3 separate regions of the Homo sapiens genome follow, and all the other regions are linked to region 2. Evidence: chromatin loops called from intact Hi-C (ENCODE). Cell type or tissue: A673. All regions are shown on one strand. Links, peaks and the distances in the headings refer to the core of each region. The heading gives the core; the rest is flanking DNA.

Region 1 (10,464 bases), core at 905-8,904, 280 kb before region 2:
AAAATCTTCCCTGATGTGTTCTTCATTTTGACATAAGTTGATAATATTTGTTGTAATTTAATGACTTTTCTCAAAGATTTAAAAGAACAAGTTGTTTCATTTTAACTACAGGAGATGTATATATTTAAAATACTCTGTATATTACAGTTTAATGGGATTCAGGAGCTATTACTTAATGACAAGCCAAGGGCTTCAGGGGCATAAAGGTATATATAAAATTGTTCCTGTTCTGTGGCCATACTGTGGGTTAGATACAAGACAAAGGTGAGGAATGTTGGAAATGATCAAAAAGAATATTAAACTGGGACATTAGGTAACTAGAGATTTGGTCCCACCTCTAACTCAATTTAAGAACCTCAGTTTCAACAAGTTCTCTTATCTTTCTCTCTCTCTCTCTCTATCATCTGTCTGTCATCTAGTGTGTGTGTGTGTGTGTGTGTGTGTGTGTATAACTACATATATAGTTATAGATTATACAGATACAGATATAGATTGAGAGAATGGAAACTGTGGGGTGTTGTGCAGATAGCTATTCTAAGCAGAGGGATCAGAAAATGAATACTCCACATTTGAAGGATTACTAATAGGACATTGAGAAGAACAGTCAGATATATCTGAAAGTTCTACCAGTAAAATAATTTTGTTATTTTGGTAGTGATGACAACTTATTCTGAATTATTTGTGTCTTCACAGCAGAAGAGCTGACTGTCATTAGAGTAACTATATTTGACTATCAAAGAGAAAATTTCAAAATTACCTACATGTGACATGCTTCTGATGAATAGGACAGCCATACTATTTTGGCTACAGAAATGGAAAGAAGTGTGAGATTTTATTCTAGGAAAAGCAAGCACTTACATACCACTCTAACGGTTTGAGAATTTAGCAAGCATGAAGAAAGATATTCTCCTTAAAGTTTTGCCTTAAAATTATTGAAATGTATTATATTCTTTTTCAAATTAATCAATTTGGTTAAAGAAATAATTAAGTAGGCTGGGCGCAGTGGCTCACGCCTGTAATCCCAGCACTTTGGGAGGCTGAGGCAGGTGGATCACCAGGTCAGGAGATCGAGACCATCCTGGCTAACACAGTGAAACCCCGTCTCCACTAAAAATACAAAAAATTAGTCGGGTGTGGTGGCGGGCGCCTATAGTCCCAGCTACTCGGGAAGCTGAGGCACGTGAATGGCATAAACCCTGTAAGCGGAGCTTGCAGTGAGCCAAGATCACGCCGCGACAGAGGGAGACTCTGTCTCAAAAAAAAAAAAAAAAAAAAAAAGACAAAGAAAAGAAATAATTAAGTAAACAGTATAGGGATGAAAGAGGATAGGAAGGGGTACAGTACAGAGATGAAAGAGGATAAGAAGGGGTAACTGGATACAGGTCAACTTTTCTTGTGCCAAGCCACGTTTTTGTCCATTATATTAAAATAAATGTGAGTTCACTAAATATCAGACATGTAAAGATTTCATTTCTGAAGCCAATATAAATTTTATATATTACTCAACAATTTATAATATTATCATGGCTGCATCTCTCCATTACCATGGGCACTTTCCAAAGAAATAGTCACTCTATTAATTTATGATGAGTTATAAAAACATACAAAAATATTTTAAAAAATAATTTGTATATATTACTATCTCACTGAAGACAGTTATTTTTGGTCTATCTAAAATATTTTTACCCATGAATTTTGTTATAACGGAGCTGATAGAGCATTATGACCACGGAAATACCTACAAGTTTTGTTCTGATTTCAGTATTTCTTGAGTAACTGTCACACAGGATAATTATTTTCCTCTTTAATAAGGATGTTATATGTATTTAAGAAGTATGTAATTTCATTGACTAGAAAACAGAGAGGATGAGGGAACAGAAAAAAAGACAGATTCTGATGTTAACAACTAGTTGCTGATAATTTAAAAGAATCAAGCTACAATATTTCACCAATATGTAACCACAAAATTAAATGAATAGGGAACTACTGCATTCTAAGATAGAAATGCCCATGCTTTGAAAATGTCAGTTTTTCTAAAATTAAGCTATATTTTTAACTATATTTAATCAATTACCAATGCTTTCTTTTCTAAAGAATATCTTAAAAATACATTTAATAAAATAGCCAGATGAGGCTGGGCGCAGTGGCTCACGCCTGTAATCCCAACACTTTGGGAGGCCGAAGCGGGCAGATCACGTGGTCAAGAGATCGAGACCATCCTGGTCAAAATGGTGAAACTCTGTCTCTGCCAAAACACAAAATTACAAAAATTAGCTGGGCTTGGTGGCATGTGCCTGTAGTCCCAGCTACTCGGGACACTGAGGCAGGAGAATCGGTTGAACCTGGTAGGCAGAGGTTGCGGTGAGCCAAGATCACACCACTGCACTCCAGCCTGGTGACAGAGCGAGACTCTGTCTCAAAATAAATAAATAAATAAATAGCCAGATGTTTGAAAAGAATAACCTTGTGGAATCATTTTCCCTATCAAGTATTAAAATGTTAAAAAGTAATAATTATTAAAACAGTGTATAACTGGTTCAGAATGGTATTGATTAAATGGAATCTAACAAAGTTAGACATTTGGAGGCAAATGTCTACAGTGATTTAGTTTTTACAAAGGTGACATTTTTTAAAAATGACAAAAGCATAGATTATTTAACAAAGAGAGTATGAATAAATGGCTCACTTATGGAATAAGATAATGTTAGATCCCTACAATAAAACAAAAGGCATAAGATGGGTAGTACATTAAAAGTCTAAAGAGCATAGGATAGACTATATATAGTCTATATTTAGATAGACCTATACAGATTGATGAATTATAGATTAAAAATTTAAAAACATGTGATATAACTGGAAGTACTAGGAAAAAATATAGAGATAAAAATTACAGAATGATGACTGCCTTTTTAAACATGACATAACAAATACAAAATAAAATATAAGAAAAAGATCATTTTCTGGCCAGCCACAATGGTTCATGCCTGTAATCCCAGCATTTTAGGAGGCCAAGGCAGGTGGATCACTTGAGGTCAGGAGTTTGACCTGTCTACTAAAAATGCAAAAAATAGCCGGGTATGGTGGTGAGCACCTGTAATCTCAGCTATTTGGGAGGCTGACGCATGAGAATCGCTTGAACCCAGGAGGCAGAGGTTGCAGTGAGCCAAGATCACACCATTGCACTCTAGTCTGGGCGACAGAGGAAACTCCATCTCAAAAAAAAAAAGAGGGCCGGGCGTGGTGGCTCATGCCTGTAACCGCAGCACTCTGGGAGGCCAAGGCAGGTGGATCACCTGAGTTCAGGTGTTCAAGACCAGCCTGGCCAACATGGTGAAACCCTGTCTCTACTAAAAATACAAAAAATTAGCTGAGTGTGGTGGCAGAGACACCTGTAGTCCCAGCTACTCAAGAGGCTGAGGCAGGAGAATCCCTTGAACCTGGGAGGTGGAGGCTGCAGTGAGCCGAGATCATGCCACTTCACTCCAGCCTGGGCAACAGAGCAAGACTCTGTCTCAAAAAAAAAAAAAAAAAAAAAAAAACAAAAACAAAGGAAAAATTACTTTAACTGCATTATAGTTAAGTATAGTTTTGTATTTTTAAAATAATTTTAATTAAAAAGAATTGAACATTTATACAAGAAATCTGCAAAAAATACTTGACATTACTTATAATCAATGACATACAACTTTATAAATTAAAAACATATTCAGATAACTCCTAGTAAGAAAGAAAGTATGAGCTTGGAACAGTATCAGTTATTCTTGGTAGATTATAAATAGGTAAAAATCACCATGTAGACTAATTAGTCATTTGTATCAAAGTTTTAAAAATATGCATTTTCTTGAACCACGAAATGTATTATTTTAACACTTAGATTATCATATGCATGAAACGAATGTTCCATAGTATATATTACAGCAGTATTTATAATAGTAAAAAATACAAACATTGCAAATAGCTTAGAAAGGGGATTCAGGGTATATTCATACAATAGTATAATATAGAGCTTTAAAAAATAATACAGCAGAAGCATATTTATGCTTCTACAAAAGACAGTTAATGATATAATATTTAGTTAAAAATACCAAGCTATAAAGCGAGATAATAACTACCATTCATCGATTACTTAACAATACCAAGAGCCAATATTTATATAATGTTCACTGCATGTTAGGCACTATTCCAAATTAATAATTTCCCATAATACATAAAATCTTTGTAACAGCTTCATGAGGTAAGTACAGTTGTTATTTTTATTTTATAGATGAAAACCTAAATCACAGAGAGGTTAAGCAATGTGTCTAATCTGGCACAGCTATTACGTAAAGTGAAAATTAGCTATTATGTAAAGTCAAAATTATGTAAAGTCATCTCCAGAGAACTTCCTGTAGTTATCCATTGTGCCGGTTTTGTACTAACAGTTTCACATGTATTATCTCATTCCAACCTCATGAATCATTTCGGTATATACACTGGAAATAAGGTAGGAGAGACAAGAAGAAGTGGGACTAGAGAAAGTTCTGAAGGAGGAGAATATGAGATTTCTGCATGTAGAGAAATGTGGATTGATGGGATAATTTTCTGGAGGCAGGAAGGGAGATTGTGTCCCCTTCCTGGATTTGAAAATTGTAAAGATCTGAGTTATTTTGAATTACTTTTAATTGTGTGTTTTGTGTTCTCTTAACTCTCATACTAGTGTGGAACCATAATAGGGATGTCAAGCATTCACAGAGACTCAAAAGTTGACATTGGTTGTTACTGCTGGAGTAAGAGAACAAATGAATTGTTTTTAATTCTGCATATCTGTAGTTACTTATATTTCCCTGAAAATAGGTACTGCATATGTAATTTCAGAATTTTAAGAAAGTAAGTAACAACAAATATAATAAGTAATACCCTCTTTATCGCGACATGACTTTTTTGGTAAATGTTGAGGACTTCCGAACTTTTGTCCTGAGCAGAGAGATTATAATTTTTTTATCAATATATTAATCATGCATAAAAGCTTTAATATCTATAGATTATATTATTTTCTATAAATATATTGCTTGGAGAGGATCCAAAAAGTTGTTTTGTATTGGCCCACAATTTAATATACTGCCATGTAGGAGAAATTCAGACTGAACGATCCCAAATTTCCAGTAATTATGGTGGGAATAAAAAGCACAAACCTCTGAGAATGGTCAGTCTCAATGGCACAATTCTGAAGATAAGGCATTATGGCAGGCTGTATTGTGCAGTGATTTTCCATATCCTCTAGAATCCTAAAACTTCAGAAAAGGGAAATTTTATCACCAGTGGCTCTAAATTCCTGAATTCATTAGAAGGCTAATTTGCTGTACATATATAAGAAGAGCACAGAGATCGGTTTCTCTAATTTCTTAATTTGACCTTTGTTCATGCAATAAGACAATGCTTTCAGATTGCTGGTTGCAACTTGTTAGTAGATTATAAAATCACTTCAGTACACCCTGCCCAACAATACATTTTTATTGAAATAAGATACATTGGAATAAAATTGACCAGAAAAGGCAGTATCAAAATGCTCTTGCACTGATTAGGCTCAGCATTATTCCTCAAAACATTTCATCAAGGATATGTGTACTGAGCCATAATACAATGTTATTTGTACTGTAAATTGTTATTTTTTAAAAATCAAAAGTTTGAAAAACACTACAAAGGTGCATTATGTGACTTGTAGGAGGACATGATTATCTTTTTTTTTTTTTCCTTTTTTTGAGACAGAGTCTTGCTGTGTTGCCCAGGCTGGAGCACAGAGGCACAATCATAGCTTACTCTAGCCTTGAACTCCAGGGCTCAAGTGATCCTCCTGCCTCAGCCTCCCAAGCAGCTAGGACTACAGGTGCACACCACCATGCCTGGCTATTTTGTTTTTCCTTTTTTCTTTTTGGTAGAGACAAGGTCTCATTATGTTGCCTAGGCTAGTCTCGAATGCCTGGGCTCAAGAGATCCTCCTGCCTCAGCCTCCCAAAGTGCTGGGATTACAGACGTGAGCCACTCTGCTTGGCCTGATTATCTTTTTTAAGAAGATAATCCCAAACGTGTTCTATGAGGAGAAAAGCAAAACATATTCTTCTGTATATACTCAAAATGTGCTTGTGGTATAACTCTTTTAAATGGTTTCCTCAAAAGGTCTCTTTTTCTGAGGTATAGACTTCAGTGTTGGCCCTCTCTGGGTCTGAGATTTAAAGAGTATTTGAGTAATATCTTAGTTTTCATTGTTGGCCCTCTCTGGGTCTGAGATTTAAAGAGTATTTGAGTAATATCTTAGTTTTCATTATCATCACTCACAATCATGGTAGTTAAAATAGCATCAGCCAAGCTGTTTTTCAGAGACGTAATGCAGACACGTGTTTGATCACTTTAGCTATTTGGCGTTGTATTTAAAACAGTTTCCAAAACTATCTTCCTCTCCCCTTTTAGTCCTTTTGATTTTTACATTTAGGCACCTTCTATTTGTGACTCTTAACTTGATGAAAACATGTAAATGAAGATATATAGGAGTCAGAAAACTAATTTTAAACTCCACTTTGATAATAACTTATGATTTGACCTAGGATAAGCTAGTTTTTAAATGTTAACTTCTTCATCTGTAACACTGGGATAATTAACTTGCTCTGCCAAATGCACAGGTTATTTTAGTATAGTTTTTTTTTTAAATTCATGTGATACTCAGGTCATAAAGTTAAAAATAATAATGCCTTCCCATCAGTAAATATGCTTCCCTCAACCTACATTTTTTTATAAAGTGATTACTTTATGGTAATATTTGGTATATGTGTGTGTATTTATATTTACATATACACATAAGCACATAAAAGTTGTGGGATTTTGTTCTGTGTGTTTTACAAAAATATGTATGCCATGTCTATTCGTCTATCACTTTTGTTTCACTTCACATTATATTTTTAAAATCCTTTCATTTCAGGACATAGAGAACAATCCGTCTTTTTTTTTTTTTTTTTTTTTTGACAGAGTCTCGCTTGTCGCCCAGGCTGGATTGCAGTGGCTGCACTGCAGGGGCTCTGCCTCCCAAGTTCATACCATTCTCCTGCCTCAGCCTCCCGAGTAGCTGGTACTACAGGCGCCCGCCACCACGCCTGGCTAATTTTTTTGTATTTTCAGTAGAGATGGGGTTTCACCATGTTAGCCAGGATGGTCTCGATCTCCTGACCTCATGATCCGCCCGCCTTGGCCTTCCAAAGTGCTGGGATTACAGCCGTGAGCCACCGCGCCCAGCTTTTTTTTTTTTTTTTTTTAATGCTACAGCTATTTCCCTAGTTATGGTTGTGCTATAATTTACTTAACCAATTCCTCATTAGTGGACATTTAGGTTACATTGTATTATTCTCAGTTACAACTAATGAACATTTTTCTATACATATTTGTCCACAGATGCACATTCTTCTGTAAGTCAGATTTCTAGAAATAGAACTGCTTGGTCACATGTGAATTTACATACACAAATTTGATAGAGACAAATTAGTCTTCAAAAAATCATGTATCAATTTATACACCCACTAATAGTTTGCCCAATTCTTCACCCTCATCAAAACTAGAAACTTCCTGGAATGCTCTGAAGAAGTGGTGATCTGTCTTAGAGATGTCTGAACATTACTTTAGATTTGCTCATAAACAAGTAAGTTTATTTCAGTTTTAATTTTCTCATCAATAAAATGAGAAATTTGGACTTGATGGTATTTATTGTTTCAACAGATATTTGTCCATTGTTTACCTAATATGATGTTCTTTTTTTAATTTTAACATTCTGTATTTTCAATTTTTAAAAATATTTTTGAGACAAAATTTTTAAATATTTATTATTTTTTCAAAATTTTTTAAATATTTTCTGCTGCATGGCCCAGGCTGGAGGACAGTGGCATGATCTCAGCTCGCTGCAACCTCAGTCTCCCGGGTTCAAATGATTCTCCTTCCTCTGCCTGGCTAATTTTTGTATTTTTAGTAGAGACAGGGTTTCTTCATGTTGGCCAGGCTGGTCTTGAACTCCTGGCCTCAAGTGATCCGCCTGCCTCTGCCTCCCAAATGCTAGGTGTATAGGTGTGAGCCACCACTCCTGGCCCTTCTGTGGGTATTTTTATTGCAAAATTGAGTGAGAGAGAGATTATATTTGTTTTCTTCTACTAATATTTTGGATAGGGAACTAGAATAAGCAAAAGAAAGAAAGTAAATTTTTTTTTTTTGGTTTTTGTTTGTTTTTCTATCAGGTTAGATGTGGAGATGTCTGTTATAATGCACAGTGATTTAAAAAATTTGAATACCAAATTTTCCATATTTCTTGGTTTATGAAAGATCTATGATATAATTATGACTTTTTTTTACTACTTTATCTGCAGCCTATCATTTATAGGCAGATTTTAAGGTGCAGACCTCAATTCTAATTTTTAAAAATATTCTTAAAAATACTATGGTATTCTTACGCAGATTCATACTCTTCCTTTATTGCCTTGAAATCAATATCTACAGGCCTGTGAGGAATATGCAAAATAACTCTTACTCACTCTCAAGAATATTTTTATAGTTAACGTAACAAGGCAATATTATTTTTTGAATCTTCACTCACAAACTGTGGAGATGCTAATAGCCTATTAAGAAGGGAGAATTTCCCTGGTGACCAAGTGTGTAGTTTATAATCAGCTTTAAGGTCCCTCAATGAATCATTGATCATGTCTTTATTAAATAGGTTGAATAAAACTTCATTAAATAAATGAATAAAGCAGGTGGTGATAAGGAATGGATTAGACAGAATCCCTTACCTCTTTGACACAACTAACAATATTATCATGTCATAGTCCGTGGGTCACCAGGGATTCATCAGGTCAAACCTGATTAGTAGCTGCCAAAATATGGGCCTACTCTTTTTTTGTGTTTGTTTTTTGTTTTTTGAGACGGAGTCTCACTCAGTCACGCAGGCTGGAGTGCAATGGCATGATCTTGGCTCACTGCAACCTCCGCCTCCCGGGTTTAAGTGATTCTCCTGCCTCAGCCTCCTGAGTAGCTGGGATTACAGGTGCGCGCCACCATGCCTGGCTAATTTTTGTACTTTTTAGTAGAGACGGGGTTTCTTTTTTAGTAGAGATGGGGTTTCAGCATGTTGGTCAGGCTGGTCACTCGTGACCTCGTGATTTGCCTGCCTCAGCCTTCCAAAGTGCTGGGATTACAGGCGTGAGCCACCATGTCCGGCCTGGCCCTACTTTTATTAACTGACTCTGAATGTCAATTTCAGTAGCGACTGTACAGCTATTTGCTATGTTTTCCAGGGGAATGACAGAGGTTATTGCATTTTGGATTAAACAGTTATTTTACATGTGGGGTATATACTTCATGATATGGCCTGGTCGGTTTATTTAGAGTAGCTATCACCAAACCAATTAGGAATTAGGAATAAAAGAAAATTAGTCGTATTTTATTTTGTATTGTGAAAATGTGTATGATTGTGGTCATTTAGAAGCCCAGATACTTTTTGATAATTCCATTTTGCTAGGTCTAATTTTTTTTTTCAAAAAAGACCTCTGAGAGCCTTTTTAAATATGTTAGATAATACACTGTGGCTGGTTAAAAGAATTGAAAAATCCTTAAAGTGCAAAATTATTTTCCTGTAAAAATTAGGATATAGGCTTATGATGAAGCCTTCCTCTGTGAGGCAACAATTTTTGACTTATTTCTTCTGCAATTTAATATGAGATAGGAAAGAGCGTTCTAGTTTAAGACCAACCCAGCTCTGACTCTGCCTTTCCATCTATGGGAACCTTTCATTAGAAATAAGAGAGTGCCTTAGAGCAGAAGTTTGGAAATATTGGCTTATAAAATCTACTTCTAAAAATCTTAAGGCTCCAAATAAAAAAAAAAAATGAATTTTCTGACACCTTCCCCAGACTTACTGAGTCAGAATATAGGAGATGGGCCAGACATCTTTATTTTAAGTCTTTCTACTTGGCTTTTAGTTTCTACCTGGCCCTGGACACACAAATGTGTTCAATTATTCTCCTTTGGAAGAATGAATAACAGTGTATAGTTTGGCATTAGTTTCATTGAACCTGATTTTTTACACATGCTCTGTAAGTAACGCCTCTTCTTGGATGGTCTGTGAGCTTTATTTGTTTCACTTTAAGTGTATCCTGTTGATGATAGCTTTCTTAAAACATGTTACACAACCCAAAGTGTTCAGTTTTTTAGTCACAATTTCATCATTAATAGGAATAAATTTTGAATCTTAGAGCTAGAGGGTACCTCTAGAGAACATTTCATCAAGCCTCCTATCTTTAATTAAGTGGATGTCTAAAGCATGTAGAAGAGATTTCTTTTAAAATACTGACAAATAAACACTTAAGAAGCCCATTACAGTGTTTTTATCCCTCTAATAGTCAGTAATTCTTCCTCACATCCAACCCATATCACCTCTACTTTAACCCAAGTATTTCTCCC
Region 2 (10,464 bases), core at 949-8,948:
CTTCCACCAGGTCCTTCCCACAAGACATGGGAATTATGGGAGCTACAATTCAAGATGACATTTGGGTGAGGACACAGCTAAACCGTATCACCTCCCTAGGGACAAATGTGCCTGGATTATTTCACTTTTGGTTTTGATCCATTTTCTGAGAAGGAGAGTTGTGGGATTACCACTTTTGATAGAAAAAATATGAAAGAAACATGAGGCGTTCAAATAGAGAAAGTGTCCCCATAGAAGTAGTTGGTTGACCACATTGCATTTTTCTAGTTGTTGGTCCTAAATCTTTTTTTGGAACAAGATTGATTATAAATTACATAAATAATCTCATTTCAACATTTTCTGAACACTGACATATGCTGACTTAGCATATGCATGCTATATAATCAGTCAATTATTTGAGGTGATGTGAAACTTCAAACACAGAAAAGTATTGTATTGGGGAGATATTATGATTTAGGTTTTTCTCTATAGTTTTTGCTTTTATGAGACAAGCTTATGATAAGTGAAATAAAATTCTGAATTAAATCCATAAAATTATAATTTTAATCATTTTATAATATGTTGGGAAAACAAAAAGAGGAAGCTTTCTATTTCAGAGCATTTGGTTGAATCAATACCATTTTTTTACACCTTTCTTAAAGAGCTGCAGAAAACTATGACTTTGCTCATTTCAGTGTTTGCAGGAGATTCAGGAAGTATTGGTGATGGCTGAAGGATTTCATTGTGTATTTGATGTGGATTTTCTATTTGTGTTAGTAGTGTGTGTTTTAGCCTGGATTCCCCTGAAAGCAAAGCTTGAGGCAAAAGCACCTGTGTTATTTCCTTTTTAATGGAGTACGATATCAAGAAAACAGAAGTCAGGGAAAGCTTTGCTCATCTCTTGGGACAATTTTTTTGTCATCTGAATAATTGCATCTCAGAAAAGGTTTTTTGAAGGGAGAAAGGTATAAGAGTTTATTTAGTGTTGGCCAGGCGTGGTGGATCGCGCCTGTAATCCCAGCACTTTGGGAGGCTGAGGTGGGTGGATCACAAGGTCAGGAGATCGAGACCATCTCGGCCAACATGGTGAAAACCCATCTCTACTAAAATACAAAAAATTAGCCGTGCGTGATGGCACGTGCCTGTAATCCCAGCTACTTGGGAGGCTGAGGCAGGGGGATCACTTGAACCCGGGAGGCGGAGGTTGCAGTGAGCTGAGATCACACCACTGCACTCCAGCCTGGTGACAGAGCAAGACATTGTCTCAAAAAAAAAAAAAAATTATTCATTGTCTTGTCTCTCATTGGTCAAAGGCTCATTGTACAGTAGGCTAGCTCCCCTCTCTTCCAGGTTGCATGTGCATGGTTGCTGGGCAAGTGTTGTGACCTCAGTGTCAACAGGGAATCCCCAGAGCAGGAGGTAAGAATGAAAGATATATAGAGTGATATATCTATGGATATATCACTATAGTGGAGGAATTTAGTTTATAAAGCACAAATATATCTATTGCACTGATTGGAGCCCACAAGACCTGGTCAGTGCAAGTGGTTGCCAAAATCAAAAAGTAGCAAAGCCCCAAGAAACAGGTGAGACAAAAGGATCTGAAGTAGCACATGAATGGTATGCAATTTTGTGAGTTAACGTGATACCCACAGTGGACCAGCGGTTCCTCTAACCTGTGGTTTGGTCTCTAGCAGTTGCATGAAAGGCTGTGGTAATAGTTGAAATAGTCTCAATAGAAGAAAGTTAGGATAAAAATCCAAATCATAACAATCCCATCATCCTTGAATGTATCTAACTCTTGCAATGCCTTTATAGTTGAGGATTACAAGCAGGAAGAATCCACATCACTTTCCTTGTCAGTTTATCCTTAACCTTGTGGGTTAGGCATGCATGATGTAAGAGTTCTTCCTCCACGACCCTCATCTCCCTGTGCAAAATTCAAGTGCAGTTGTTGACTCAAGTGAAGGCCTCAGCCCTACCAGCTCATATTCAAGGCTCAGCTCTAACCTTGAGTGTTCGATGTTTACATATTGCTACCTCTCTAGGATAAGTGGCAGTTGGAGCTTTTGTGCTATTCCTCAATGAGAGTCTTGGAATGATAATAAACATGATTGCTTCTTTCTGCCTGTCACTACAATGACTAACACATATGATACTTCATCAAATGTACAATGCAAGATAGATGAGTAGAGGAATTTAGTTTATAGAGCATAAATATATCTATTACACTGAAGGGGAAACTAACATCTATAAAGAAGTAATTATTTTTAAATAGATAATTTCAAACCATTTAATCTAGGAATACTGTACAGGCTTAATGTAACCATAATGTATTGGCCGTGCATCACAAGAACTGATTACTCCTGTGGGTTCTTTTCACATGGTATAGTGTGAAGAGGTGATGATTTAGAGCGAGTCCATCTTAATTAAGAATCTTAAACTCTTAAGTCTCAGGTTGCTCAGTATTAAATATTTCTAACTGAATAGTTGTTAAAAAGATTAAATGGGATAATTTGTATATTTATAAGTGCTTCATAAATAACAAAGTATCATATATAAATTGTCACTTTTATGAGTTTATGTCAATGTTTCACATATAGACTAAAGCAGGGGTCCCCAACCCCAGGACCACAGAGCCATACAGGCCGCAGAGCAGAAGGTGAAGGGGGCTGCAAGTGAGCATTACTGCCTGCGCTCCACCTCCTGTCAGATCAGCAGCAGCATTAGATTCTCATAGGAGTGGGATCCCTATTGTGAACTGTGCATGCGAGGGATCTAAGTTGTGCACTGCTTGTGAGAATCTAATATCTGATGACCTGAGTTGGGACAGTTTTTTCCCAAAACTATCCCTCTCCCCTCCTCCCACATCCATGGAAAAATTGTCTTCCACGAACCAGTCCCTGGATCCTAAAATGTTGGGAACCACTGGACTAAAGCACTGGCATATATTTATATAAATTTTGCATACGTATATATGTATATATATTTAATACATCCACCTCATCTGCTAGAATTTGAGCTCAGAGTAATGAGGACCTCTTTGAATGTTGAATAAATGAGTGGGTATTTGGATTTACTTCAATAAATTAACCAGCTTGATTTATATTATAAACTCATTATGTTTCGAAAATTTGCAATTATTCATTGATTCAGAAGTATATCTGAGTGCCTAAAGTTTGCATGATACTGTGCCAAGTGCTGGGGATATAAGATTGTATATTATATCCTTACATTGTTTGTCCTTACATTGTACTGTCTAGCAAAAACACAGACATAGAATAATAAAACAACGGGATTATTGCTTTTACAGAATGCCTTATATACTGTGCCCCATTCATTTCTCACTTCAAATCTGTGAGGTAGTTATCGGGATCACTTAGTTAACAAATGAAAAAACAGTAGACTTGAATAAAACAGACTTCAAATTCCTCATTATCATAGGTGGCTTCACACACTCAGGCTCCTCATCAGTCAATACACAATAAGTTTGTATGTTCGGGTGCACATGCAAAACCCTGTATATGTATGTCAGTATGTGATACTAAGTAAAATGACCAAATTATCACATACTTAATGCCTGAATCTTCAAGAAGTGGAAACTTTACGCTGTGAACTGGCTGAGACTTCTGGCTACTCTTTAGAAAGAGGAAAATTTATTACTCCTGGGACTGATAAAATTAGGTATCAATTTATTACTCCTGGAACTGATAAAATTAGGTATAAATTGTGGAGCATTTGAGAGGACACGAAGAAGCTCTCTCTTGAAACTGGCAGCAACTATGGATGTAGAAGTACTTAAGTGCAGAGTACTTCACTTGTGGACATATTTTATGTTTGTAATTTTTTCCTTCAAATAGTGAAAAACAGGCAAAATTAAAAGTAAGCAATCACATAGAACAAGCTAAGGGAGAAAACATAATATGAACTGTTTTGTCATTTTGATTCTTAAGTAATCATTTTAATTTGCACTCCCAAATTATGAGAGATTTATGTGGGTTTTATATGTAAGCATATAGACATTTGAAGCTTTTCCCTTTTTTCCCCTTGTTCTAATGGTGAAGGAACTGATTTCAATTGGCAAAATAAAACCAAACAAAAGGCAGCTGAACAGTGCTGCCACCTACTGTTCAGAGAGCTGTTTAGCACTGCTGGGAACCCATTGTCCCTGGCAACTCATGGAAAATGAATATTTAAGTATTTATGACATCCAAATAAGAAGTCCACTGAACTCCCTACAGAAATAACTTCTCAAATCAGCTAGTAGGAAATCATAATTATAAGTCCATCAGAGACTTGCAGTTAGTAGATTATGCAATGCTAAATTTTGTGTTTCACACACTCAAAAAATGTAAGCCATCTGTGTGTAAGAGCATTTTCTATTGAAATAGATGATCATATTAAAACAGAGTAATTTCTGTTCTACTGTGCTAATGAATTTTATTGGGGACAGAAATAAAACGGACACTAAAGACAGAGAAGCACCGTTGAAGATAAAGCACATTCTTTGTTGTAAGTAGCAAAAGACTGATACATTCAGCAAAAGAATGGTTCATAGAATTTTTAAAGGGTTTCATTTGGAAAATGATTTTAAAACTCGCCAGGCAATATTGACAGCACATCCTGTGTGCCGGCCAGCCAGCCGGCTCCTTACACAAGTGAGGAGGCAGAACCGTCCTGGCGGGGAGGCACTGACAAGCCAAATGAGAGTTGGCCACAGTCTTTGTTTGCTTAATAGGAAAAGTTATTACCTTTGCTTGTTATCCCAAGAAGGCTAATGGAGCTCTCATGGTTCTCTCTTTCCAGACACTAAATAACATCAATTACAATCATCCCAATTAAAACAGGGAATAGGAGATGTAAAGTTAAAAATTAAACCAATAACCCCCTGACTGACATCTTCTGTTACTTTTTCTTGTCACTTGTACTCTTTAAAATTCTGGTTTCCTTCATTAACTCACATCACCTTAAAAACCCCTAAATTACTTTAAAGAGAGAGAGAGAGAGAAATGCATTTGCTCTAGCAGTCTTAATGTTTGAGGGTCTCTAGCATCAGTGCAATTGGGTGCCTGATTTTCTTAATGCTGCATTCAAAATGTTATCTAAGAAGTGTAAAGCATAGAGTCAGAGAATACATGGATTTAGACTAAACTGAATTTATTTTCAATTTTGTGATGTCTTAAATATAACAACAACATCCTACTGATTGATGCCTCTAAGCTTTTATTTATAAGCTCTTAAGGATTAATAGGTTATAATTTATATTCTCTACCAAAGTGTTCTCAGGTTACAAATATTCTTAATGGAAGATATTCCACATATTTAGTCAATACATAATTTTAATACAAATATTAGATTGGTGCAAAAGAAAAGGGCTTGACTTATTCTAATGTTAATCACAACGTTAGCTTCATAAGAAAAAACTGATAGAATGTATCTTACTAGTTGTGGAGCATAGGGAATCTATACAGTACAATTATAGCTACGTATCTGGGGATTTATTTGCAATTTTTTTCCAGAGACATTTGGATACCTTTGTACTCTCATGAAAATTAGATTTATGTAGTTGATTGAACATTGGACTTTCTCCATTTATGACAATATATACAGTTTCTGTATTTTTACTATTCCTAAAACTACTATTAAATTTTAGTAGCTTAGTATTTTTTCCTAGACAGGTTTCTGAAGCAGTGCTAGTGCATTTTGTGAAATGAGAGGTATAAGTATGTTAAAACAAACAACTTTCTACAAAACAGCAAGTGAATCTATTGTTTAGATTCCATAGACACGTTTTTTAATGTCAGCCTGATCTAACACCAAATACGTCTATTATCCTGGGATCCACGTCTGCCTGTCTGCTACAGACTTGTGAATGAGATAATAGTATTGATTTATAACACATGTCTATGGAGTTACGATCCAAAGCACTCTAATGCTATGAAATGGATTTAAGAAAACATTAGAGATTTTCATTTGAAAATATGTCTAGTGCATGTAGTCAAAAGCACATTGTACATGTTATGTGCTGTTTCATTTTCCTTTCTCTCTTCCTCTTTTTAAAATGATAATTCATTAGTGAAGATATTAAATAGTACTACAGTATAAAAAGAGGAACATCAAAAAAATTTAAAGCGGGGTTTTAAGCATGATGAAATTAAATAAACCAAAATTTTTGTGTAAATAATGCTCTGTGGAGTTGTGTTACGTAGTGACCCTGAGTAATATCTACTATTTTAGTATTTTTATTATACTTTTAAAATGAGCTTAAGACTTGAGATAACTTAAACTTTAAAGACATGAATTTAATTGCACTCTTACTAAATGAGAGCATATGAATTTTATTTAATCAGATGTTAATTTACCCTTTTCTTGAGGTGTTACCATTTCATTGCTGAAAGCATTACCTAGTACTTTGAATGAAACGCACATATAACAATTAATAAAGAAACAGCAAATCCTTGAGAAGCTAGGCTTCGAATTTTCTCCTTGCAATCTGGTAGTAGAGAAAAGAAATTAAAGGTGACTTGTGTGAGTTCAATATACTAAAAAGGAAGGAAAAAGTCCTATAATTCAGTTTTCAATGGCTTCTTTCTAACTATATTAAAACACTCTGAGAGACTAATTATTTATCGTTTTGTTGAGATGGAATCACACATACTTTACTGCACAAATTTTATGTTGATTTCAATTGTTTGATATTCAATAATAAACTATTATTAGAATCAATTATTTAACATGACACTGATATTTCAGGTAAAACCCAGTGAAGTGCCTAACTAGTGTGGTGTCTTTGAAATGTAATTAAGGTTCTATACTATGAAATGTATAGACCTGAAGAAGATTTTCAAAGAAATTATCTGGTAATATTTATATATCAATATTATTTTGGCCAATATCAATATAGATAATTTGATAGAGGTTGAGATAGTTGGTAACAGAGCTATTTTAATTTTTTTTAGTGTATCAATATTTAATTCATCCATTAAAGGACATATGGGGTAATAACTGAAAGAGTATACATAGTGATTTTGAAGAAAATGGTAAGAAATAGGGTGCATTTAGAAATAGAGTTTATTGGCTGGGGGCGGTGGCTCACGCCTGTAATCCCAGCACTTTGAGAGGCCGAGGTGGGTGGATCACAAGGTCAGGAGTTCGAGACCAGCCTGTCCAACATGGTGAAACCCTGTCTCTACTAAAAATACAAAAATTAGCCGGGCGTGATAGCACGTGCCTGTAATCCCAGCTACTCAGGAGGCTGAGGCAGGAGAATCGCTTGAACCCGGGAGGCAGAGGTTGCAGTGAGCCGAGATCGCGCCATTGCACTCCAGCCTGGGCAACAGAGCGAGACTCCATCTCAAAAAAAAATAGTGTTTATTTTTATTACAAATGTATTATCTGAGACAGAAATCAAAAATTCTTAAGCAGAAATATATTTGTTCATCTTCAAATCAGGTGCAGTGTATGAGTGCTGGATATATAGGAGGAAAGCTATTTCTTGGAAGGAATGTCACTTCAAAATAATTACAAATGAAAAAGAGATTTTTCTAAAATTTCTACTCGCAGTGAAATGTGATGGTGATGATAAGACAAAACAAGCCAAGTTTAATAGAAGTTTACTCCTGATAACTTGATATTTCCAGTATCTAATACTTTCGAGTACCTGCTATTTGCCCAGCACTTGAGCTAGGCATGACAAATTACTTGGAACTATTAAGAAAACTATTTCAAAGTCTGGTTTTGAGACAGGATCCTTTTATACAGCCTTAAGTAGTCTAAAACTTGTTCTTTATGTTAGCCTACAGGAATAAACAATTTTACTGACCCTTCTTATTGGAAGGTCTGCCAGAGGTTGCATTTACCTTGACCTTGTTGTTTATACCAGTTCACTGTAGCTTAGCTCATATGCTAGGGCTTTCTATTTCCCCTTTCCTCCCCTTGCTGTTCCCTCCCCACCACTTCCCTAGCTAGGAATAGTTGGGCTTTCTTTTTGTTTTTTGTTAGGTTCTTGACCAAATTCTCATGACCACCATTGAGAAATATTTCTGGATTCTGTATCAATCCTTATATAATATTTCTTTCTACATCCTGCCTCCCTTAATTCCTCGCTAGTTCCCTGTCTCCCTTCATTTTTTCACAGACATACCTCTTGAAAGAATAGTCTACAAATACTGTTTTCCTTTTTCATCTCCAATTTCCTGTCCAAACTACTATTCAGACTTCCGTCCTGAATGCTTAAGTGAAACTTTTATCAACAACATCACTAATGACCTCCTAAATGCCAATCCTAATGGCATTTTTTCAGTCCTCTTCTTACAATGCCATTCTAGCATTTTGCATTTGACATTGACAGTCATTCCATATTTGAAACTCTGGATTTCTGCTGCACTGCTCTTTGCTGGGCCTTCTTCCATGCCCCTAACTTTGTCATCTCAGTTTTGTCCCTGTGAGTTTTTCTTTTGTTTATTGCTTACGTGTGTTTCTTCACTTTCATCTCTGTGAAAGATTTCACCCAGATCCACGATCTTAACTATCGTACATATTCTGACAGCCTTCATGTTCATGCACTTATTCCTTTAGTAAATATTGATTATCCACTTACGATATGCAAGGCACTGTTCTAAAGGGTAGAGAATACAGCATGAATATGAGTGATAAATTCTTTCTCCTCGTGGTGCCTTCACTGTAGTCAGTGAAACAGACAACAGGTAAGTAACAGCATGCCTATATGTTGTCAGGTAGTCATAAGTGCTCTGATGAAAAATAAAGCAGGGTAAGGGTTTAGAGACTTATGGAGGGGTGGATGATACTTTAATTCAAACAGTTGGAGAAGGCCTCTCCGAGGACATAATATTTAAACTGAAACCTGAATAATATAAACATTAGTCCTGCATATATCACCATCCAATCAGTAGCACTAACTGAAGTTATCCTTGTTTCTTCCTCTCTCTCATGCTCCTATTTTATTTGACATTAAGTAATGTTGATAGTAGCTTTTAAATTTCTTTCAAATCGATTACTTCTCTCCATCTCCACCACCATTGCTAGCACCACCCTGGTCCGGGCTGCCATCATCTCTCACTTAGAGTATGAAATAACCCCTTAACTCTCATTTTCACTTTTATCTTCCTTCTGTAATCAATCATTCACACTGTAGCCAATGAGATTTTTCTCAAAATGTAATCCAATCATGTTATTCCCAGGCTCTTGGTTTATACATCCCAAGGACTTTTATCACTCTTAAGATAAAAGTCAACATCCTGAGCCTGGCCTCCAAGATCCTGCAGGTTTGCCCTTGCACACTCCTCCAGCCTTACCCCACATCAAGTTCTCTGTCTTGTTATTTCTGCCCACCTCCATTAGCTCTCTCATAGGCTCACCAAGTTTCATAATTTCTCTAATCCCAGTTCTGCACATGTATTCCTTAGACCTGAAACCAGGCTGCCTCAGTTAAAATTCCAACTCTATTATTTGCTGTGTGTTTTTGGGAAAGTCACTTAACATCTCTGTGCCTCAGTTTCATTATTTGTAAAATGGAAATAATAATAGTATGTACTTCATGGGGTTGTGTAAACTGCTTAGGACAGTGTTTATCATTTAGCAAGCGCTAGATGAGTGTTCATTATATAAGTTATTGCTATTATATCATAGTACCTAGATATAGTAGATTCTCAATAAACACTTGAATGTTAATTCCCTAGTTAGCCTCTAGAGGCTTGTTCTGCTCTTCTTCTAAGTACACTTATATCCAGGCCTGTAACTTACATGGAAATCAAGTTATCCTTCCCTAGGCAAAGACTATTGTATCCATTAACTACAATATTCTTGTAGGCAATTTCTCATTCCCATTAAATTAGCTTTCTTTTTATTAAACTCAACTTTATGTTTTATAACTTGTCTTCAGTAATAAAATGGGCTATAATACATGATACATATTAATTAGGGATAAGGGCATTTCTTCACAGATGGTATGTGTGCTTTCCATTTCATACTCAGATTTAATCTAAATTGCATATGAACTATGTCTATTGAGTTTTAAAAGTGAATATAAGCTACTATCCTCAGCAGAAAAGAACAATTAGCACATTCATGAGCTAGAGCTCAATTTATGGTTATATTATAATGAATAACCATTTCCTAATTTAATGAAACCCTATGCCTTAACTGCAAATGTTAATAGATAAAAATAGTAGCTGAACTTTTCACTGGTTGTGAAATACAAAATATTAAATTTTACAAAACAGTTAAACTATTGAGGAAACATCTTATTTTCATACCAGTTTCAGTATTCTGCTACTAATATTACACGGTCTAAAACATTTCAGAACAATACTGTGATAACATGAAAATGCACCTTATCTTTAAGTAAATTTTATCTAGTTCAGCCAAAAGGTTCTGATAGGAATTCAGAAACATTATCAGCAATATCTTAAATACTAGTTATCAAGCTTCTTGTAGGAGGTACACTATTGGGTACTAATCAGTATT
Region 3 (10,464 bases), core at 1,448-9,447, 1.1 Mb before region 2:
GCTGGCTGGGCCTCTCCCGAGCCGAGCCCGAAGGGCGGTGGAGAGCGGCGCTCAGAAAATCGGGCTTTGCACCTGTGTGTGCTGCTGGCGACCGCTGCGCCCCCAGTCGCCCGAGCCTTGTGGCGTCAGACGCAACTCGCGCCCAGCCCGGGCAGCCGGAGTGCAGCAGGCGGGCGCGCCTCGGTCCGGGGCCCGGAGTTCTGGGCCTCTTCCGCCGGCTTCCCGGAGCCCTCTCCCCATTGACTTGAGGGGCGCTTACTCGCCTGCCTGACCTCTTAAAAAAAAAAAAAAAGGCTTGGCACACTTGAGCCAGAAGCCCGGCCTTCCCGTCGGTTGCCGTGTTTGGCTCCGGGAAGAGTTCTTCCTGTAGTTCAACTTGCTATTGGCCGGAGTCCTTCAAACTTGTCTGTTTACTGCCCGGCCAGGCTGCCGAGCCTGCGGGTCACTGGATCCACCCGAGGCGAAAGCGGCAGCGGCGATGGGTGCGCGGCCACTGCTTGCTGGAGAGCTCGAGCCCCAGGTACCTGGGCAGGCAAAGGGCTAATTGACCCCGAGAGGCAGCGCGGCGGGGCTGGCCCGCCACGGCTTGCAGGACTAATGACAGCACCTGCAGTGCAATGGAGCTCAAAGTTTCTGACACTAGAGTTTCCTGGGGATGAAAGTGGGACGGGAGAGGTCTGAGGAGGACCGGTGTCTTGACGTGGCCAAGGGGTGCCTTTTGGAGAGCCAGAGAGATTTCCGAAACCATCCAGGGATGGTGACTGGAGCGTGGGAAGTAGCTTGAGGTGATAAAGCCCCCGGGAGTGGCGATAGGGAGCGCTTTAGGCCCCCGGAGGGTGTCCTTCTGACCTCACCAAGAAAACGGCTAGCTGTAGTTTTCCCGCTCCGCCGCCGCCGCCGCCGCCGCCTCCTTTGCCTAGTAAATAACAAGTTACAATTATCGAGTCTTTCAAAATGACCTTCGAATGGCACATGTGAGGCGTTTGTGCTGGCCGTTTGCACCCTCCCAATTACTCCGAAATTCTTCACGCATACCAGGTCCCGCGCTCCAGCCACCTCCGGAATCACACCAACACGGACTTGACATTCCAAGCGGCCTCTTAGATACATCTCTTTTTATCTCCCTCCCCACTTCGAGTCCCTTCATATTTTCCCTCAATGGGTTGATTATGCACATTGACCCATTCAAAGGCATTGGCGACCGACATGCAGGCTTAGCCGAGAGGAATTTCTACGAGGCGACCTACTGGGGGCTGTCTGGTTCAGCCTCTGCCACTGGGGGACCCCGCTCCGAGTCCGCAGCAATTTGGTATTAACTGTGCGGCTCCGAGTTGAGCTATGCCGAAAAGCCCTTTTCAGAATTTCTGCAAGGAATGTAATCCAAATTAGTTCTGCAGCTGTCCTCTTCCTCGTCTCAGGCGACACTAGCTCGCGCCCTCGCTTCGTCTCTTCTCGTTTCCCTGGGCGAATTGTCAGACCCACAAGTGAGCCCATTTAGAGCGCGAGGATTAGCGTGCCATTGTTGTTCCGTGTGTGACTCTGTACTTGAAATTCTGGGGGCACAAAGGCGAGCCTCACTTGTTCAAAACACAAAGTGATCCAGATGAAAGGGCCGCACAAAGAAAAGCTCTCGGGTGCATCCCTGGTATAATTGCAACACGCATACTAAGGTGATCCATTGGAAACTGTAAATGCCCCGGGGGACTTCGTTTTTCATCCTCCCCCACCCCCACCCTGCCGCACCTGGCAGGGAAAGTTCAGCTGGTTTTAATGCAGTGCTATTATAAAAACAAGTTACTGTCTGGGGTATGAGTGAGGCTGTGTGTGTTTGTGCCTATGTATGTGTGTGGCTGTGTGTTCCCAACTAAATACATATTGCGCGTCTCCCCTCTCGCGGTTAGCAGTCAGTAGCAGTTTGGAGGAGTTTGTTTTGGTCCAAATGAGAAATTAAGTGCGGATAAGTAAACTAAGCTGCCAGAGGGCGACAAGATGTTGAGTGAATTGCTTTTAGATGAAACAAATTAAGGAAACGAGGGAAGACAATCTGCTTCTCGCATTATTAGACACGCTTGGAGTTCAGGGGAAAGTGGCATATTTTTGAAATGCTAATTTCTTAAGCAGAAGGAATGCACCTTATTTACTGCTCTATGTGAACAGAATAAAAATATAGGGCGGGGGATGCTGTTGTATAGATCTTTAAGATATTTCTTAATTGTAACAGAAGAGAACCTCTTTTTTCTTTTGCTTGGAAAAAAATTCAGCATTAGAGAGGATGTTTTTTAGAAATTCTAAAGGACTTTGTCTCATTTTCAATTATGCATTTTATTTAGATATATCTAGATATAGCCAAAGTCCCTTTATATGGCAATTATAAAGCCTTTGCTAACCAAAGGAATGGTTCTAAAATTCGTCTTCCTTGTATAATGGAAAATTATCAATATTGCCTTGGTATTGAAGAAAATGTATAGTAGCATTGAGGTGGTACTCTTATATACCTTAGTAGATAAACGATGAACAAGTTCAGTTCCCATTTCTTTTTTGCAGGTAACTCAGTCTTGCTTTTCATTCTATAAAAGTACATATAGCTTTCGTACATATTTAAGATACATCATTATATCTCCAAAATCATGGGGTTATTTTTCATTTGAGAAGAAAAATGTTAATAAAAGTTAAGTGGTGAAAAAGGTGTTAAATATATTTTCAAGAAAGCATCAATTCTCTTTCTTACAAGTGTTTACTGTAAGCACATCTATCGGTACAATGTTTTCTTTTTAATTTGAAATTCTCATATATATATATATAAAAGGGGGCTTTTTAGAAGAAGGTGTTATTTTTTTCTTCACAATATGTCTAAATAAATATCTGTTAGTATAACTGCAAATCGCTTGGAAATACTATAACTGTTCTGTTGTGATGAAATGACTCCAGTTATATCAGTATTCCTTTTTTTTGCTCTTAAACTCAACTGCTTTTATTTATTTTAATCATGTATGCATAGAAAGTGAAATTTTGTTGAAAATCAAGGCACTTACTGCTTTATATATATATTTTCATTTAGTCACTGGAAATGTGTCTTAATTAAGAAATTACATTAGAATATTTATCAGAGCATGAACTTTGTGGAAGATTTATGCATTTTTTATTCTAACCTGAACACAGTAAGTTTGCATTGGCTGATTTTTAGAGTTTGCATTTATTTGATGGAAAATCGTATTTCCTCCTCAAAGTGGATTCAAATATGTAGTATTCATGAGCTTTCATCCCTTTGGTTTTTAAATAGAAGTACTATTTATCATCTGTCTTATGCATTCACCCTTTCTGTTACTATAGATTCTCTCTTTACATCTTAGTATTTATTGAGTTTACATGTGTTAATATATATTTTCCCTTCCGCCACTAAGTATATTGTTTTTGTTTGTGTCTTTCCCAGTAACCTGCCACTCAGCCACTGCAGGAGTCCTCTGAGCCAGTTTTCATTCTTTCTGATAAATCTGATATGGCTGGTTGGCCAGACAATCACAAGCCATTCCATTGCTCAGATTTATTCCTGAAAGAAAATAAAAAGGCATCGATCCAAGATCACTGGCACATCTTAAAAGCCTTGACTCCAAGGCCAAACCTTTCCACAGAGAAGTCCCTCTTACCCTTTTTCTTTCTTTCTTTTCCCCTCTTGACCAAGGAAGGAAGGTGGACCACTGCTATTTAAAAAATGCTAGTGAGGCAATGAATTGTGCTCTTTCTAAGTACTCTTGGAAGCTTGATTAGAGCCACCTTGAGATTAATGGCTATGCACAGTGCATATTTTAGACAATAAATTGAATTAGGATGGCTTAAACATTGCAATGCTTTAAAGCGGTATTATTTTTGTGTTATATCAAGCTGGTTATTAGGAAAAGTTAACATGTTCTTAAAAATAGCCATAAGTTTTGGCTTTATATTATAGTGTTCTGCTACTGTTGGATATCCATGTATAGTTTGTAAGTGCCTAAAACATAAATGAAATAAATGATCAAAACGGATTTTCTGATACCTACAAACTTGTTGGTACTTGCTCTGTTTAATTTTACCAGTTTTGAGAGATACTGCTTTGTTGAGATGCTAATATTTGTACTGAAATTAGTTTTTAGAGGTTCAAGCCTACATCTGTTCTACAGAAATTAATCACCAAGCATATTCCACTGTTATCTTTTACAGTGATCTACTGAGTATCCTGTGCAGGGTAGAATTTAATCATATTAACAACTTTTCTCCAGGTTATATCATTTTAGAGATGCTCTATTATGTTACATTTCACCATATGGAACCAAATTACATGTTTTATCTAATACTCATTTTCTGAAGTATTATAAATATTGGCAGTCAGAGTTAAAACCTTACTTTTTATGATTTCTAATACAGCTATTGACTGGAGTTTTCAGTTTATAATGAAAAATAACCCCTTTTTATGAAAAAATTGTAGGTCAATGTTTCCTGAAACTGTATGTCTTCAACATAATTTGAGGGAGACTTTAATTGCCTATTTTGTGGTTAAATGGGACATGGGACGTAGTCACATTGTTTAAATCAGGATTTCTACCTTGCAGAGACAGTTCTCGAGTTTCTTAATACCTTCAGCAACTCACTGCATCTCTTTGTGACTTGGCTTCTCTGCCTGGGAGAGAAATGCATATAATGCACTATTTCTGCACTGTACAGTTTTATGAAAATAACTTTAAAGTCTTTGATATTGAGATACATTCCACTAAATTGTTTTTATAGATGTAATCTAAATTGCACATGTAATCTAAAACATGTATACCTATATTAAGAAACATAATGTAAACTTTCTAGCAAACTGTCTCTATCAAAAGAGTACCTGTCTAATGAAATAAAGAGCTTATTAACTCAAAGGCATTTGTATTTGAGGGCAATTTCCCCAAAATATTATTTTCAGAATTGTTCTATGGTCTCTTTTATTTTTTCTGAGTTGTTGGTTATTCTGAAATATTTATTAAATAAATTGCCGTATTTTCCAATTCTGTAATCAAGATTTAAGGCCACTTCCTTGTTTTCACACTTGATACTTAAACTAGTGCTTTATATTTATACAAACTTTTCAAGAGAGGAAAGCTGTCCCTTTTACAATATGGAGTTGAAATATGTGGATGTTTTGTTAACTAATTCTAAAGAGGCTATGTAGCATGTAATAATTGTTTTAGAGTTATTTCCATTTTGAATTGTTCTGCAGGCCTGTCACTTTGCACAACTCCAGGGGGCAGCAGCCACATAGACTTTAATAGGAATAGTGCATGCCTTAGCTGTGGGTAGTACAGCAACAGCCTTGCTATTGTGTGATGCTAGCGAATAAAGCACTAAAAGTTAGGAGGTTTGGATTCTGGTCATACAATCATTTGTTATGTGATCTGGGATTAGACTACTTGCTTCTGTCTCAATCGCCTTACCTTTATTAGTGTAGCTAAAAGTCATGCCTAAGCTATTAACATCTTGAATGTTTTTAATAATTCAATTAATTAGAAATGGAAAGTTTAGACTTTTTAGAAAAAAAGTTTATTGGTTTTTAATTATTTTTGTAAGTGGACCTCTTTTTTGTTGTTGTTGTTCCAAGTGAAGTCATAGGCATAGCCCTAGTTTCTAAAACAGCTGAAAGGGTAAAATAAAAAGAGAGCTGTGTAGTTAAGCTGCAGGGAGGAGGCAGCTTTGAGGCCCCTGCCGTTGACATTCCCTCACTTTCCTTTCACTGTTGCCTCTACTCTCCTGCACTGGTGTCATAGAAGTCCGGCACTAGAAACCACTGATGTAATCCAGTCATCTTATGTTTTAGGTAAGGAAACTGACAGCGCAAGGAAATTAGATAATATAAACTAGTGGCAGCTCCTGACACCAATATCATTTTCTGTAGCACACATAGAAGTATTTGAAAAACCACTGACACATAAAAAAATAAGGAAACAAATAAAAGGTTATGTTGCATTAAAGAGAATTGAGAAACTGAAATGAAGACAAATGGCTTGGATCCACACTCCTAATTACCATATTGTGTAGTTCTTTCTAAAAGAAAGACAGTGGGATCCTCATGATCATCTTTAATTTATATTTGGAGAGTAATCATTGATTGCATTGATAAGTTATGGCACATGAGGAGTAAAGAAATAAAGCAACTTTTTAAAGACATCGTTCTATAAGAGGATTTCTTTACCTGGTTAGGCCTATGGAGACATAGAATCTTGAATTCCCTAAAAGTCACACAGGAGCCCACAGTACTATCTGTATATAATAGCACTTTTAAGAGTTTCTTTTCTTTCTTTTTGTTTTTTTTTAACCTGGGCTTTATGAAGATGTCCAGTCAGCAGAAAATGCTTATTTTTTCATTTTTAAAATAAGTACTATGAATGCTGAAATAAGATGGATTGTAAAGGATAAACAGTGGGTTCCTCATCACCAGTTAGTTGATGGAGACCTTTAACCAGGAAATCCATGAGAATACTTCAGATTCATCTAGGCCTGTCCTTGGACCTAAGATATGACATGAAATGATAATTTCTATGGTCTTTGTTGGGCCATCCTCTTTCATCATGGCCCTAACTAAGACATAGTTCTATTCTTTGAGCAAGAGCATAAGCAAAGCTTTAAGTACTGACTATAAATTTATTTCTATAGCACCTTTGCCTCACTCTAGTTGGCTTCTGTAAGATGCTACCTCTGGGCCTTTTGACTGCAATATTTTTGACCTAAACTTAATGCTCTCTGGTTGTAGCTGAGTTCCCTCATGTGCCTCAGCCGTCTTGGGCATGATAAGTGTTCTCATGGGCCCATGTGAAAGAAGGGAAGTTTGAAACTTGTTTTGGCAAGAAGAGTCATTTCCTGATAGAAATTGGAGATGAAAGTGGACCCCCGTAAAAGATTAACATAAACACCATGAAACTTCCTGTGCAATATCATTAAGCCTCTCCCATGAGAAGTAACACAGGATCATTACTATTAATCACATTATTTCCAATATTGTAGGGGTTACTGAAGCGTACTAAACACCAATAGGAATATGCAAGATCCAGTTTCTGAGTCCTGAGAGTTAAATTAAAAGGACTCAAGACCGATTGAAGATTTATAATATATTTCATTTCGAACATAGTTTAAATGTGTTGAAAGAGAAGAAAGTGAATGGTACAATAAACACTCTTTTATTTTCCACAAAGATTAGACTTGTAAACAATCGGTTTCACCTGCTAAATCTTTACTGCTCTGCTGACCTTTACTTACTCCTGGTCCCATGTGCTTCTAGTATAGGTGGATATCCAAGTGTTAATCTTTTGAATACAAGTGGGGATCATAAACCTGCTTTCAAAAAATGCGTGTGCTTGTTTTCTCTCCTCTGCTGGGGTTATCTCATGGCTGGTTAGGACTGAAAATAATTGACAACAGATTCTCCAGGCTCTGTGACTATATCAAGTATAGCTGTGACTTGAGCAATAAGTGGCACAGTCTTCTATTTCAGGATGGGTCCCAATCACTATCAAGGGGATGCCTAATAGAGATCATGGGTGGCAGTGACTATTTTGCTCTAGGCAAACTCTTACTGAAATCTTTGTCATTATTTCCTGTCCTTCTCTGTAGGCTTAAAGAATGTGAGAATATGGGTTTCTATAGGGACCTATGAAAACCAAATAAAAATACAACAGGATAATATTTCTTTTATACACATACTTTCATTTTCAGGAATTCCTTTTGTCTGGTAATTTTGTCTAGAACAGAGCAGTTAAATAAGTTTGTTTTAAAGGAAAGTTGACTGCATAGGTATGTTAAAAGCTACTCCCCAAGATTTTTATAAGCATCATCTGGTCCTTAGAAACCTCAGGCAGGGTTATTGCAAGATCCTCTTTATGGGTATTCTTCTTCTTCCACGTCCTCAAACCTCTAAAATCTCCTTCCTGTCACTGTCAGATTACCATTTCTAATATTATCTTAGTTTTTATTCTGAAACTTTTCATGGATCCCTCTTGTAATGTTCAAAGCCTGCTAAAACTGTCTTCAATTTCTTTTTAAATCCATCATAGAGTCTGTTAACATGTACTCTGTCTAAAAACCAGACTGACCTAGTCAATATCTCATGACTATGCCTTCCTTATTGTCCTTACTTTTGCTGATCCCTTTTCCTGGAATTTGTGGCTTACTTGGTGCTTTTACTTGGCCAAACTTTTGAATCTTTTAAGTTTTACTTTAAATTATACGTCTTTGTTACATCTTCCTTCACTGGCTACTCTAGCCAGTAGTCCTTATCAATATCACTTATCTGGCATTTAATCAAACCAACCAATAGTTTTGACTTTTTAAGTACCAATGTTTTTATACTCTGCAGAGACTAATGTGGTGCCACATACATATAAGCTCTTTAAAAATTTTTTTTACATGAATGAATAGCATACATTTGCAGGAACAATTTTAAGCTCGTTCATGAATGGTTATTATTTGTAATTAAACCATATAGTGCACAAAGTAAGCTGTTTGAATAACATAATTATAGAATTCTTAATAATAGCTATTGGGCATGTTTACCCTGCAAATTTCTTTAGTTGCTTTCTTGAGCTTCCTAGGGTATTTCTTCAAGTGGTGTGTTTCTAAGACGCTATCATTCATCCCTATCCCCATTTTTAGAATCTACCCATAAATATGGTGCAATTTCTGTTGGTTTTATTTCTGGCAAGTTAAATATATGTGGAATGTGGATACCACTTTTAAACATGTAAATATTTTGTAGTTCAGTATTTTAATGTTAATGGCTATTATTTTGCTATTTCTTACTTATCTGCCATTTAAACATTTAATCAATTTAAGCAATAAGCATGTACTGATCCACCAGTGTGTATTTCAGGACCATGTTAGGAACTGAAGAGGAAATATAAGAAGCTCAAGATGCCAGCTTTTTCTTTCTTTAAAGAAGAATAGATGAGGCCAATAAAACACAATACAAAAATATGTTATTAAGTGATTTTGCAGACTCTTGGGAGGAATATTTGCCTCCAGATAAAATGTTAATAAATATTTCATGAAAAAGGGTTCCAGATAGAATCTGGCATTTTCTATTCCTAGATATATGTGATAATACAACTTTGTTATAGCTAAGATTTCTCAGTATCTTAAAATAGACAACTAGACATATGCTTACCATTTTAAAAGGATCCTATAAAGGAAGCACTTGCAGTATAACTGAACTGAGAGGTGATGGGGATTCTCTTAGTTGCTCTTTTAGATGATTCACTCTACGTTCTGAAAATGGTGAAATAATTATATTATTTATAGAGTCAGAGTCTACCAGGGAAAATGCACTTCTAGACATTTCTTTTCAGGTTACCAGATTCTAAAGAACTGTCAACATTTCTAGGCCACTAGGGTGCACTAATTGTACCTTAATTTATATTTGCCTAAAAGAGTTAATGTAACTTTCAAAATTACCTAACAGTCTGCCGAGTAATCTATTAATGAGAAAATTGGGAATGGAGATATTAGAAACTTTGCCTGAAGTTCTTTTAGAACTTTCCTGACCTTTTTTACTTTAAGAATCCATGAGAAGAAAGTTTGAGTCAGGGATTATTTTGTAGATGCTCCTATTTTGTAGATGAGGGACTAGAGATACGAAGTAGTATGTAATGGTGAAGCCTAACTGGTGCACTAGTCTGGTCCAGTTACATATCTGCCCTGTCCTGAGAGCCAGCTGGCTCTGCCTTCTGCTTCTCAGCCTCTTGCACGACTTTCTCACGGCGGCAGAGGCTAGTTATGCTTCTCAAAGGCATGGTTTCTCCACTCTACCTGCCCACTGTGCAAGAAAGGGATGCTTAGCATGCCAGATCTTAGTGCCTTCAGGTCAGCAGCTCTTTTTGCTTTCCCTATAGCTACATGAAGAAACTTGTCTAATAAATCTATCAGTTAAGGAGTTCTACTTTAGGTTACCCTGTAGTTTCCCTCCTCCATTGTATTCTTCAGATTTCTTTCTTTGCCATTTAAGCCTTATCTTGAGAAAACTTCGAATCAGGGGCGTATGCAAGATTTGGAAATCATCATTCTCAGTAAACTGTCGCAAGGACAAAAAACCAAACACCACATGTTCTCACTCATAGATGGGAATTGGACAATGAGAACACAGGGACACAGGAAGGGGAACATCACACTCTGGGGACTGTTGTGGGGTGGGGGGAGGGGGGAGGGATAGCATTAGGAGATATACCTAATGCTAAATGACAAGTTAATGGTGCAGCACACCAGCATGGCACATGTATACATATGTAACTAACCTGCACATTGTGCACAGGTACCCTAAAACTTAAAGTATAATAATAAATAAATAAATAAATAAATAAAAGATTTGGGGATCTGCATTTATACAACTTGGGGAACCTGTTTAAAAACAGTATTGAAATAGAAATACAAATTAAGTACAGGGTCTTGTGAAGTACCAGTACAATAGAGGGGTTC

Evidence for each region. Hi-C counts contacts between places; a loop is a spot of excess contacts. Peaks named below come from ENCODE experiments on the same cell type or tissue, not always from the same donor. Only the 100,000 strongest peaks of a DNase experiment are listed, where the experiment ranks them.
Region 1: a loop joins it to region 2, with 5 times the contacts of the local background. A loop is called at or near these places in 4 of 110 quality-filtered maps.
Region 3: it touches region 2 in a loop (2.9-fold over the local background); 7 of 110 quality-filtered maps call a loop at or near these places.

The regions. Positions count from the first base shown.
Region 1 is chr2:211,731,437-211,741,900 of GRCh38, reverse strand. All of the region lies in intron 5 of ERBB4 (erb-b2 receptor tyrosine kinase 4), which reads left to right. Among named protein-coding and RNA genes, the nearest start is that of MIR548F2, 690 kb to the left of the region's middle. In A673, for the core only: no CTCF peak of the experiment used is centred there; a DNase peak (open chromatin) is centred at 4,400; H3K27ac peaks cover 963 bases.
Region 2 is chr2:211,449,067-211,459,530 of GRCh38, reverse strand. The region is part of intron 20 of ERBB4 (erb-b2 receptor tyrosine kinase 4); the gene reads left to right. Among named protein-coding and RNA genes, the nearest start is that of CPS1-IT1, 840 kb to the right of the region's middle. In A673, for the core only: a CTCF peak has its summit at 4,113 (motif pointing left); a DNase peak (open chromatin) is centred at 4,100; H3K4me3 peaks cover 1,014 bases; H3K27ac peaks cover 2,211 bases.
Region 3 is chr2:212,527,577-212,538,040 of GRCh38, reverse strand. The region is part of intron 1 of ERBB4 (erb-b2 receptor tyrosine kinase 4); the gene reads left to right. Among named protein-coding and RNA genes, the nearest start is that of ERBB4, 6.0 kb to the left of the region's middle. RefSeq lists an enhancer at 208-708. In A673, for the core only: CTCF peaks have their summits at 1,943, 5,253 (motif pointing right), 9,182 and 9,381 (motif pointing right); DNase peaks (open chromatin) are centred at 1,890, 5,280, 6,850 and 7,460; H3K4me3 peaks cover 2,791 bases; H3K27ac peaks cover 4,058 bases.